Regions from separate parts of the Homo sapiens genome. Here region 2 is linked to region 1. The links are chromatin contacts, found by Hi-C or POLR2A ChIA-PET in ENCODE. All regions are on one chromosome and are shown on one strand. The core of a region is the stretch at or near the end of the contact, and the rest is flanking DNA. Distances in the headings are between cores, read along the strand shown. Region 1 overlaps SMG6 (SMG6 nonsense mediated mRNA decay factor). Region 2 overlaps SMG6 (SMG6 nonsense mediated mRNA decay factor).

Region 1 (4,932 bases), core at 1,528-4,027:
AAGTTCCAAATAGGTGGGCAGACAGTGTGAGTGCATCAAAGAACCTTCTCTGGGTTTTGTTTGCCCTTTTGTACCCTGTCCATTGAGGTGGCTTCTGGATGTTGTTGATGAGAGAATGTGTGGAGGTGGGAGAGGGTGTGTACAGATTTAGGGGAAGGGTGTCATGTGGGAATATGTAATTAATTTTTATACTTTCCCCAGTAAACCATCGACCCTTTTTATGATGTCATGAGGGATTCCTTAATTTTGCAGCTGCTTCCTGATTACGTCAGAGAGGAGCCTGTCACCCCACAGCCTGGAGCTGTACTCGTACAAGAATTGGAAACAAATGAAGTGCCGAATATCTAATGGCTTCCACAGGGAGCACCAGTTCAGACTTCCCAGGCCGCCTCTTGCTAGGTCTTCCTCAAGTATTTCTGACCCCCTGAAGTGTCTTTGTTCTGGAAAGACAGGACTTGGCCCAGAGCCAAGAGGGAGGGAGCCTGGGGACTCCTTGACACATACCTCTCTCCCTCCAGGTGTTTTGCAGTCCTGAGTTTCTTCCCCCTTACTTGGATCTTGTTTGGTGAGTTGTTACTCTTCTTGAGTTTTCAGGATCCTCTGGAACCTGCCGAGAATACACGTGAGAGTCTTTGACCTGCTCCAGCAGTCTTCACCCCTACGTACCCCCTCAACAGCATTATCTCCAGCCTCTTTTGATGTTTCTTTCTTTTTTTTTTTGTTTTGTTTTGTTTTCTTTTCTTTTGGTAGAGACAGGGTCTTACTCTGTTGCTCAGGCTGGTCTTGAACTACTGGGCTCTCAAGCAGTCCTCCTGCCTCAGCATCCCAAAGTGCTGGGATTACAGGCGTAAGCCACCATTCCTGGCCTCTTTTGATTTTCTTTCTGCGGTAATTTTCATATCTGTGCACTGCTTTTCATTCCCTCTTCTACCTCTATTATAAGAAGATGTTACCCTTACTTGGCATTATAAACTTTATGAGTGCTTTACATGTAATTTCGCTTGCTTCAAACAAGTTCATGCTCTCTTAGCTTCCCAACTGGTCTCCCTCATTGTTACCTTTTTCCAGCTACCCTAATTAGTCCTAAATGCTTTAGCTAGATTAATCTTTATAAAATATTCACTCATTGCTTCATCCAAGAACATTGAGTGAGTGCTCCCTCACTGTTGAGTCAAGTTCATGTTCCCTGTTCTGGCATTGCAGGCCCTATACTTTGTGGTTCCAGGTAGAGCACAGCACACACAGTACTTGCGTGCCTCAAGTAGTACATGTGGTCCCCCCTGCATCCACCAACTCCATCATTGTTCATCTCTTCCAGCCCACCTTAGAAATGGTCTCTTCTGGCCGAGCATGGTGGCTCATGCCTGTAATCCCAGCACTTTGGGAGACCGAGGCAGGTGGATCACTTGAGTCCGAGAGTTCGAGACCAGCCTGACCAACATGGTGAAACTGTGCGTGCCTCTAATCCCAGCTACTTGGGAGGCTGAGGCGGAAGAATCGCTTGAACCCAGGAGGCAGAGGTTGCACTGAGCCACAGTTGTACCACTGCACCACTCCAGTCTAGACGACAGAGTGAGAATCTGTCTCAAAAATAAAGGTCTCTACCATGAAACCTTCTCTGTTACATGCTAGCTGAAATGGTTTCCTCTCCCTCTGGTGACAGAAACATCTTACTTCCATCTTCCTTATGATATGTAGTACATTGTCTTGAATTATAGTTACTTGAGTAGGTATGTATTCTTCCTGTCTTCCTTATTAGATTATCTTCTTCTCCCAGACAGGATCCTACTTTCCTTTATATCCTCCACAATTGGGCACTCAAGTGTTTTCGGAATTAATGGGAGAAGTCATTTTGTTAGAAGATTGGGATTTCCTTTGCCCCCATATTTCCCTACTTTCAGAAGAGCTTTAGAAGAAAATCCAAAGGGAACACTGACAGCGAGGGCTCCTAGGGAGGAAATTACCTTCCACCTTCTTCTGTCTTGTCTTGGTGCATTAGGCCGTTCTTGCATTGCTATAGACAAATACCTAAGACTGTATAATTTATAAAGTAAAGAGGTTTCATTGACTTACGGTTCTGCAGGTTGTACAGGAAGCATTTCGGCTTCTAGGGAGGCCTAAGGAAGGCTACAATCATGGCAGAAGGCGAAAGGGGAGCAGGCACTTTACATGGCGAAAGCAGGAGCAAAGAGTGGGGCAGTCCCACCTACTTTTCAAGGACCAGATCTTGCAAGAATTCAGCCACTACCACATAGACAGCACCCAAGCCCTGAGGGATCCACCCTGCCATCCAGACACCTCCCACCAGGCCCCATCTCCAGCAGTGGGGATTACAATTCGACGTGAGATTTGGGTGGGGACAAATATTCCACCATGTCACTTGGCTGTATCAGTTTAGGGAAATGTTATGACTTGCTTTACACTCAGTCAGCCTCTGTTTTGCCATTGTGCATGAATAATTTGCTTGGGTGTATTAGTGCCTGATTCTGCTGACTCATTCGTTCTGCTCCTCAGGGAATAAAATGATGAAAAGACATCTCTGCTTTTGCTCTGAGATTTTGTTTTTGTCTCGTTCCTATACAGCGACTGCTTCCTCTACCTCCTCTTCAGCTAGCAGCTGCCACGGGGAACTCTGTGGCTCAAGCAGCAGCAGTTGAAAGATACTCTCACTGCCCACTTCCTGTAGACAAGGAGGTTTTGGTGGGCTGCTTAGGAACTGTGCCAGCCTTGTGTCTGACTGGTAACTGACTCATGAGAAAAGCAGCCTTATGTCGGAAAGATAAGGGCCAACAAATTGCCTCCAGGTGGTGGTAGTTTGGAGGTGACTGACCATTCATTTCCTTTCTTTGGGAGGAGACAGTGGGGAGGGAATTGGTGAATAAGTGGTCTTGCCTGCGTTTTTCTCCAGCTCTTAGTGATGCAGCCAGGCAGATAGTTGGTTCTCTGGGCTGGAATGGCTCGTGGACCCCAGTGCCCTCAGAATCCCCTCTGCTGCTATCAGAGCATCAGACTTAGGTGTCATCCATCCTGTGTCTTCTCTTCATTACTCTTCTTATGCTCTTGCCAGGAAACTGGCTGTGTGCACCAAGGGAACTCTGATAGTTCCATCGCTGCCAGATTTTTCTGTGACCAACCAAACTCCATCCCACTGGTACTGGTTTCCTTCAAATCTCTCCCTGATGGCAACACTGGAATTGATCAGAAGCAGTGGTTCTGAACCACCATCCCTTGGCTCGGCTTAGAGGGCCCAGGCAGGTGGGCCTGCCTCCCATCCCCTGCTCTTCCCTCTCCGCCCCTCCTGCCTCACTCCCATTTCCTGCAGGAGGATGCTTTGCCATCCTGGAGCTGTCAGGCACAGCTTTGCTTTGGCAGCACCGTCGCACACATACTGGTGGGAGAGGGGACGTGTTTATCACTTTTCCTGGAGATTATCTGTTTAAGCACTTCTCTGACAGTTACAATAACAAGGGCAGTGTGTTGTGTTTCCCAGCAGAAGGACACTTGCTGTTGAAAGATGTATAGCACTAATTAGAAATACATAACATCCGGCCACATGGCAGCCTTCTCCCGGCCGCTCCATTTCCTGATTTCATGCAACTTTGACGACAGTTGGTTTATGTTTTCCATGAATATATTCTCAGAAAAACGAGAAAGTCTCCCTGTTACATAGGAGCAAGAAGAATATTTCTGTCCGAGCCGGTATTTGGCCATAGGAATAATAGGAGCTGTGGTCACCTGCCCACATGTGGGAAGGAGCAGAACCAAGTTCAGACCTCAGGTGACTTTCTTATTAAGAAATATTTCCGTCTGACTTCCTTAGCCAAAACCCTTACCCGAAACCCTTAAGCAAGTCTCTGCTTTTGGAAAGAAGGGGAAAGGCTGTTTCACAGTGTTAATGAGTTCCTCAGCTCCTGTCATGCTCCTGCTACCTGACACAAAGCCAGAGGAACCCAGGCGAATACCAAGGCAAACAATGCCTTTTCCTCCCCCACCCCACATCACTTGTTGGCTTGGCCCAGCCCAACACTAGGGATATATATGGGCATTCATCAGACTAGGGCCAGTTTCCTAGATCTAGCCCCAAAGTGGGTGGACTCTGGGAATCTAGATGCTGTTTTCCTACCCACTTGTGTAACGGTGAATGCTTTCAGGGAGTAGCGTCTTACGGTTTCTAGCCTGTGGAAGCCTACGTGAGGCCAAGAGCAGCCCATGAAGATGCTGTGCACTTAGTGCATGTCTCACTTGAGGCACTGGATCCAAGTTGCCGTGGATACTTGGATAAATAACAATTTTCTTTACCCTATTGAAAGGTCCTACGGTTGCAGAGACCATGTTTTATTTGTAACTGTGTGCTCCATCATACCTAGTACAGAGTCTGGAACATTCTACATGCTCAGTATGTGCTTGAGGTACTACTGAGCCATGGAGAAGGACAGGCCTTCCAGGAGGTGCTCTAGGTAACATGGCCAGTCAGAGGCCTGACCAACACTCAGACATGCTGACCCCCTTGATCGTTTGTAAAATCTCCACCTGCTTGATTACAGCAGAACAGTTACTGCTTAATACTCCGCATCAGATGGACCAGACACATAAGCAGGCAGTGTTATTTCAAGCCTTTCTTCAGGAGGGGGTTAGGGGATGGGGAGTTGAGGTGACATAACCGTCACCAAGGACAGAGCAGTCATGAAGCTGCCTTCTAGCTGCTGCCCTGGGAGGTGGCTGAGCACTTTCAGATCTACACCAAAGAGACTCCAGCTGTTGCTACCTTGCCTGGTCTCCAGACCTTATTGCAGGAGCCTTTAGAAAAGGAGCCAACCTGGAGTCCACGAAGACCGCAGATCCCATTGTTGTTAAGCAGCCATTCTCCCTCTGAGCCCTAGCCCCCACCTTGAACTCTGAGAGACAGTCTAGCTTGTGATTGCCATTTGTCAT
Region 2 (4,932 bases), core at 767-3,266, 90 kb before region 1:
TGCCTTTGTTTCAATGTTTTCCTTTTTCCTTCTTTCTGACCCACTTCCTTTTTCTTTACTTCTTCTTTTCCCTATTAATTGCTTATAAATAGACTTGCTGAATTTCTTGAATAATATCCATAAAATGTTCAACTCAGCTACTTATTTATTTTAAAAAATTATCAATAACAATGGCAACATCATTGATTAAGTACAGTTAAGTGTGAGACAGTGGACAACACTTTGTAAACCTGAGGATACTCCTCCATTGGGTATTATTACTCCCATTGTAATGTTGAGGATATAGGAACTCAGGAAGATTATTACATAATAATGTAATAATCTTGGAGTCTTTTGTCCAAAGTTTCCGAGTCAACTCCTGGATTAGCCAGTATTTGGACCAAGGTCTGTCTGGCTTGTAATTTCGTGATTTCATTATAGCATACTGACTCTCTGATAAGAACAGGAAATATAAAGTGAATTGAACATCATGCTTTTTCTAAGAACAAGATGTAATTTCTGTTTATATTTTAAGAGCCTGTTTATTCCTTTCTCTCCTTATGAGTACTTGGTTCTTGGAGCACCTCTGCATGTAAGATATAATACTGTGCAAGAAGAGATCTGTGATGTAATTGCAATGGCTTCTCCTGTGGATAGCATTTCTGATTTTGTTGTTGGGATTCCTCTCAGTTTGGGAGACAGGCTGGGAGAGATAGTAGGGTTTCCTGAGTCAGCTGCCTCTTGCTGGAGTTAGGACGAGAATTGGTTGACTGAATGTCTCTGGCCTCTTTCCACAGAGGAGGAAGCTTGACGCTGTCTATTACTATATGCGCAGTTTAGCTGCCAGCAACCCTATCCTGACTGCCAAGGAGAGTCTCATGAGCTTGTTTGAAGAGACCAAGCGGAAGGTGAGTGGGGATGTGGCAGAACCCTTCCTTCCTCGAATAGTGCATTTCCCTGAGTGTTGGTGTGCCCTAGCTCTGCGCACCGGCAGGATCGTAGCCAGTGAGGTTTATCCAAGGTGCAGTTATTGCTCAGTGTCTGTGTGTCCTCGGGGAATGACTCATAGTGTCCTTAAATGGTCCCATCAGACTGTGCTGGTGGGTAGTTGGTCAGCCCCTGTGCAGAACAAAACTGTGATCTTCAGGAGAGCTTTCAGGGGCCCTTGGATGTACATGTACGTGCTCTACAGCCTTCAGTCTACAGAATTAATAACTATATGAAACAAAGCAGATGACACTCTGCTACTTTGGGACTGTGGTACAGTATTTTTATTGTCAAATAAATACCGGTGAGGTGAGGCTTTTCTCTTTGTAAGCTGAGTCTCAGGAAAGTCTGAGCTCATGTGTGTTTTTTGTTTTTGAGACAGAGTTTCGCTCTTGTTGCCCAGACTGGAGTGCAGTGATGCGATCTTGGCTCACTGCAACCTCTGCCTCCCGGATTTAAGTGATTCTCATGCCTCAGCCTCCCGAGTAGCTAGGATTACAGATATGCGCCACCACACCCAGCTAATTTTGTATTTTTAGTAGAGACAGGGTTTCACTATGTTGGTCAGGCTGGTCTCAAACTCCTGACCTCAAGTGATCCGCCTGCCTCCGCATCTCTAAGTGCTGGGATTACAGGCGTGAGCCACCACACCAGGCCATGAGCTAATGTGTTTGTATGTTATATAGGCAGAACAGATGGAAAAGAAGCAACATGAGGAATTTGACCTGAGCCCTGACCAGTGGCGGAAAGGAAAGAAGTCTACTTTCCGGCATGTTGGAGATGACACCACTCGCCTGGAGATCTGGATTCATCCATCCCATCCACGGTCTTCCCAGGGCACTGAGTCTGGGAAGGATTCTGAGCAAGAGAATGGGCTGGGCAGCCTGAGTCCCAGTGATGTAAGTTCCTGAGAATGATGCAATGAGCCAAACTAGCTCAGTAAGCCTGGGTGCCCTGGTTCATACAGCTGTGAGGCACAGATACTTCCCACTGATTGCAAGGAAGACAAACCACTTGAGGCTCCCTGATGGTCTTTTCCCTTCTCATGTACGCTTCCTTTATCTTTATTATGTACTTCCCTCTCTCACCACTATGTGTCACTGCAGAATTTAGTAAAAGTAGGATTAGAATTTTTTTTTTTTTTTTTTTTTTTTTGCTGCTTTTTGTTCAGCGTCATCAACATGATGCTTTAGGATTCTATGTGGGATTTTGTACTTATCTTTTCCTCTTGGTTGACCTTATATTCCGAGAATGAACTAAAGTAGCATGGATAGGTTAGTTAGTCTGATTTGTGATGGGCTTTCTATGGGATATCCTCTTATAACTCTTGGGCGGGGACTTTTTCCTTTAAGCCAGGAGAAATGACAGTAGAAAAATCACAGGCTTGTTTAGAAGATTTCTCCTCTTCATTGACTCAGTAAGTAATTATCGACAGTGTGCCAGTCACTAAAGATAACAGTGAACAAGATCTCTTGCTGTCTCAGTGCATTCTAGTGGAGGACGCAAGAGACTTAACATTGTAATTACTTCTGTTTTTGGGGTGCACACCCAGTATATGAGAGCACATAGCCATGGGACCAAAGCAGCCATTGGTCAATTGAAGTATAAAGAACAAGTAGGAGTTAGCTTGAGAAGGAAAGGGAGGTGGTAAAGTGATTCCCAGGCAAAGGAAATAGCATATGCAAAGGGCTGAGGCTGGCTGGGGGAGAGAGAGCACGGTAGGTGGAAAACTGCAGTGGCTGGTTCGTTGCGCCTTAAGGGTAAAATTCACCCAGTGGGTGGTGTAAGCTGGGGCTAGATGTTGAAGGGTCATATGATAAATTATTTGACCTTTATCCTGAAAATAGTAGGAAGCTATTGGATGCTTTAAATAGGGGAATAACATCTGCTCTTCAGAAATAAACCCTGGCCGCTTTGTAAAATGTTTGGAGAAGAGTAAGACTAGAAATAGGAGACAAGGAGGGTGCTGCGGTAGTTCCAAGTGAGATATGAAAAAGACTTGAACCAAGAAATGGCTTTGGAGGTGGGAAGAAGTGAACAGACACAAGTCATATTATTACAGTAGAATCCAAAAGACTTGGTTGAACGTGGGGAGCTCAGGGAGAAGAAAGAGTCAAGGTCTGGTGTGGTGGCTCCCATCTGTAATCCCAGCACTTTGGGAGGCCAAGGCAGGAGGTTCGCTGGAGCCTAGGAATTCAGTACCAGCCTGGTCAACAAAACGAGGCTTCTGTCTCTGTAAAAAAATTTTCAAAATTGGCTGGGCATGGTGATGCGGGCCTCTAGTTCTAGCTACTCAGGAGTCTGAGGCAGGAGGATTGCTTGAGTCCAGGAGTTCAAGGATGTCATGAGCTATGATCCAGCGTAGGTGCCAGAGCAAGACCCTGTCTCAAAAAAGTCAAGAATGAGCCCAAGAGCGTCAAGGCTGCACCACTGCACTGCAGCCTGAGTGATGAGTGAGACTCTGCCTTCCAAAAAATAAATGAATACAATCAAAAACAGGGTCGGTCTCTGTTGCTCAGGCCAGAGTGCAGTGATGCGATCGAAATCCTGAGTTCCAGTGATTTTCCTGCCTCAGCCTCCTGAGTTGCTAGGACTACAGGCACATGCCACCACACCCAGCTAATTTTTTGTAGCGATGGAGACTTGCCCTGTTGCGCAGGCTGGTCTCAAACTCCTGGCCTCAAGCAGTCCTCCCGTGGCCTCCCAAAGATCTGGGATTACAGGCATGAGGTGTATCATGTCTGTCCCATTTTATTTCTAATTATACAAATAATAGATGAATATATTTTTGGTAAAAACTTTAAATTCTTGTAGGTAGACTACAACGTGGTAATTTGTTTTCTAAACTATTGATGAAACTATATATTTTTAGTTTGTACATCATCCTTGGGTAACTATTACCCTTAATTTTCTTTAAATTTAAATCTTTGAGTTTGAGCTTTTCATTTTAGGCTACCAGCCCTCGAAGAAATCTGCAGTTTCTGGCCTGACGCGGTGGCTTACGCCTGTAATCCCAGCACTTTAGGAGGCCGAGGCGAGCAGATCACAAGGTCAGGAGTTCGAGACCAGCCTGGCCAACATGGTGAAACCCTGTCTCTACTAAAAATGCAAAAAAATTAGCTGGGCGTGGCAGCGCACTCCTGTAATCCCAGCTACTCGGGAGGCTGAGGCAGGAGAGTTGCTTGAACCCGGGAGGCGGAGGTTGCAGTGAGCCGAGATCGTGCCACTGCACTCCAGCCTGGGCAAAGAAGCCAGACTTTGTCTCAAAAAAAAAAGAAAAAGAAATCTGCAGTTTCATAACTTTTCATTTATCTATCCAGGAAACCACACTGCCATTTTTACCTGCTTTCTTAGGCCCAAGTTAGCTTCCTATATTCTTTTTTTTCTCTCACAGTAGGTCCCAAGAGCTTAGCTTGCTTTCTCTGTTCCTTGGAACACACACATTGATAAGAAGTAAGCATTGAGGATAGAGAAATTAAAATAACCAAAAATGATTTTTAACCTCAAAGAGCACTTGGTCACGTGAGGAAGACATAGGTGTGTCATTATAGTTCCGTGTGGTAAGTACTGTGATAAAGGCAAGCATGAGAGGCCGTGGGAGCATGCAGTTGGAACACCTAATCCAGTCATGGTTAGGGAAGGCTGGGGCGAGGCCGCATTTTGCAGCTTAAAGATGTCGTAAAGGCATTTCTACTTGGAGGCATGAAAATGTGGATGAGGCATGGAGGCTTCAGGAACTGCGAGTAGTTCAGTATGGCTGGAGTCTAGAGTGTGAGAAGTTCTCCTGTGAGCGACTGGAGTCGTGCTTGACATGTTCCTTTCCTCTGTCCCCACATCCAGTCAGTACCACCTGGTATTAGGAGGTGGATACTGTTGAGTCCACCTCCTAATCGTAACTTGAAGCCATCCACTTCTCTCCTTTCTCATTGCTGCCATCGTAGTTCAAGCTATCACCATTTCAGTAAT

The links. A loop is a pair of places that touch in the nucleus more often than their neighbours do. ChIA-PET counts read pairs that join two places held with the same protein, here RNA polymerase II (POLR2A). Pooled maps may share reads with other maps.
Region 2: a loop to region 1 is called in a map of naive thymus-derived CD4-positive, alpha-beta T cell, with 6 times the contacts of the local background. The contact joins two enhancer-like sites. A Hi-C loop is called at or near these places in 1 of 168 maps with a recorded cell type or tissue (naive thymus-derived CD4-positive, alpha-beta T cell), 1 of 37 single-sample maps with no recorded cell type and 8 of 50 pooled maps. POLR2A ChIA-PET finds 5 or more read pairs at or near these places in 4 of 52 experiments (HCT116, activated CD4-positive, alpha-beta T cell, activated CD8-positive, alpha-beta memory T cell and 1 more).

The regions. Positions count from the first base shown.
Region 1 is chr17:2,190,501-2,195,432 of GRCh38, reverse strand. All of the region lies in intron 10 of SMG6 (SMG6 nonsense mediated mRNA decay factor), which reads left to right. Among named protein-coding and RNA genes, the nearest start is that of SMG6-AS1, 100 kb to the right of the region's middle. RefSeq lists an enhancer at 251-752. Within about 2 kb of position 2,777, at least 15 of the 41 ENCODE cell types and tissues checked have a DNase peak (open chromatin) inside an H3K27ac peak, as active enhancers do.
Region 2 is chr17:2,279,580-2,284,511 of GRCh38, reverse strand. It overlaps SMG6 (SMG6 nonsense mediated mRNA decay factor), which reads left to right. Exons shown (of 19, transcript NM_017575.5): 7 at 777-887; 8 at 1,653-1,865. Among named protein-coding and RNA genes, the nearest start is that of SMG6, 22 kb to the left of the region's middle. Within about 2 kb of position 2,016, at least 2 of the 41 ENCODE cell types and tissues checked have a DNase peak (open chromatin) inside an H3K27ac peak, as active enhancers do.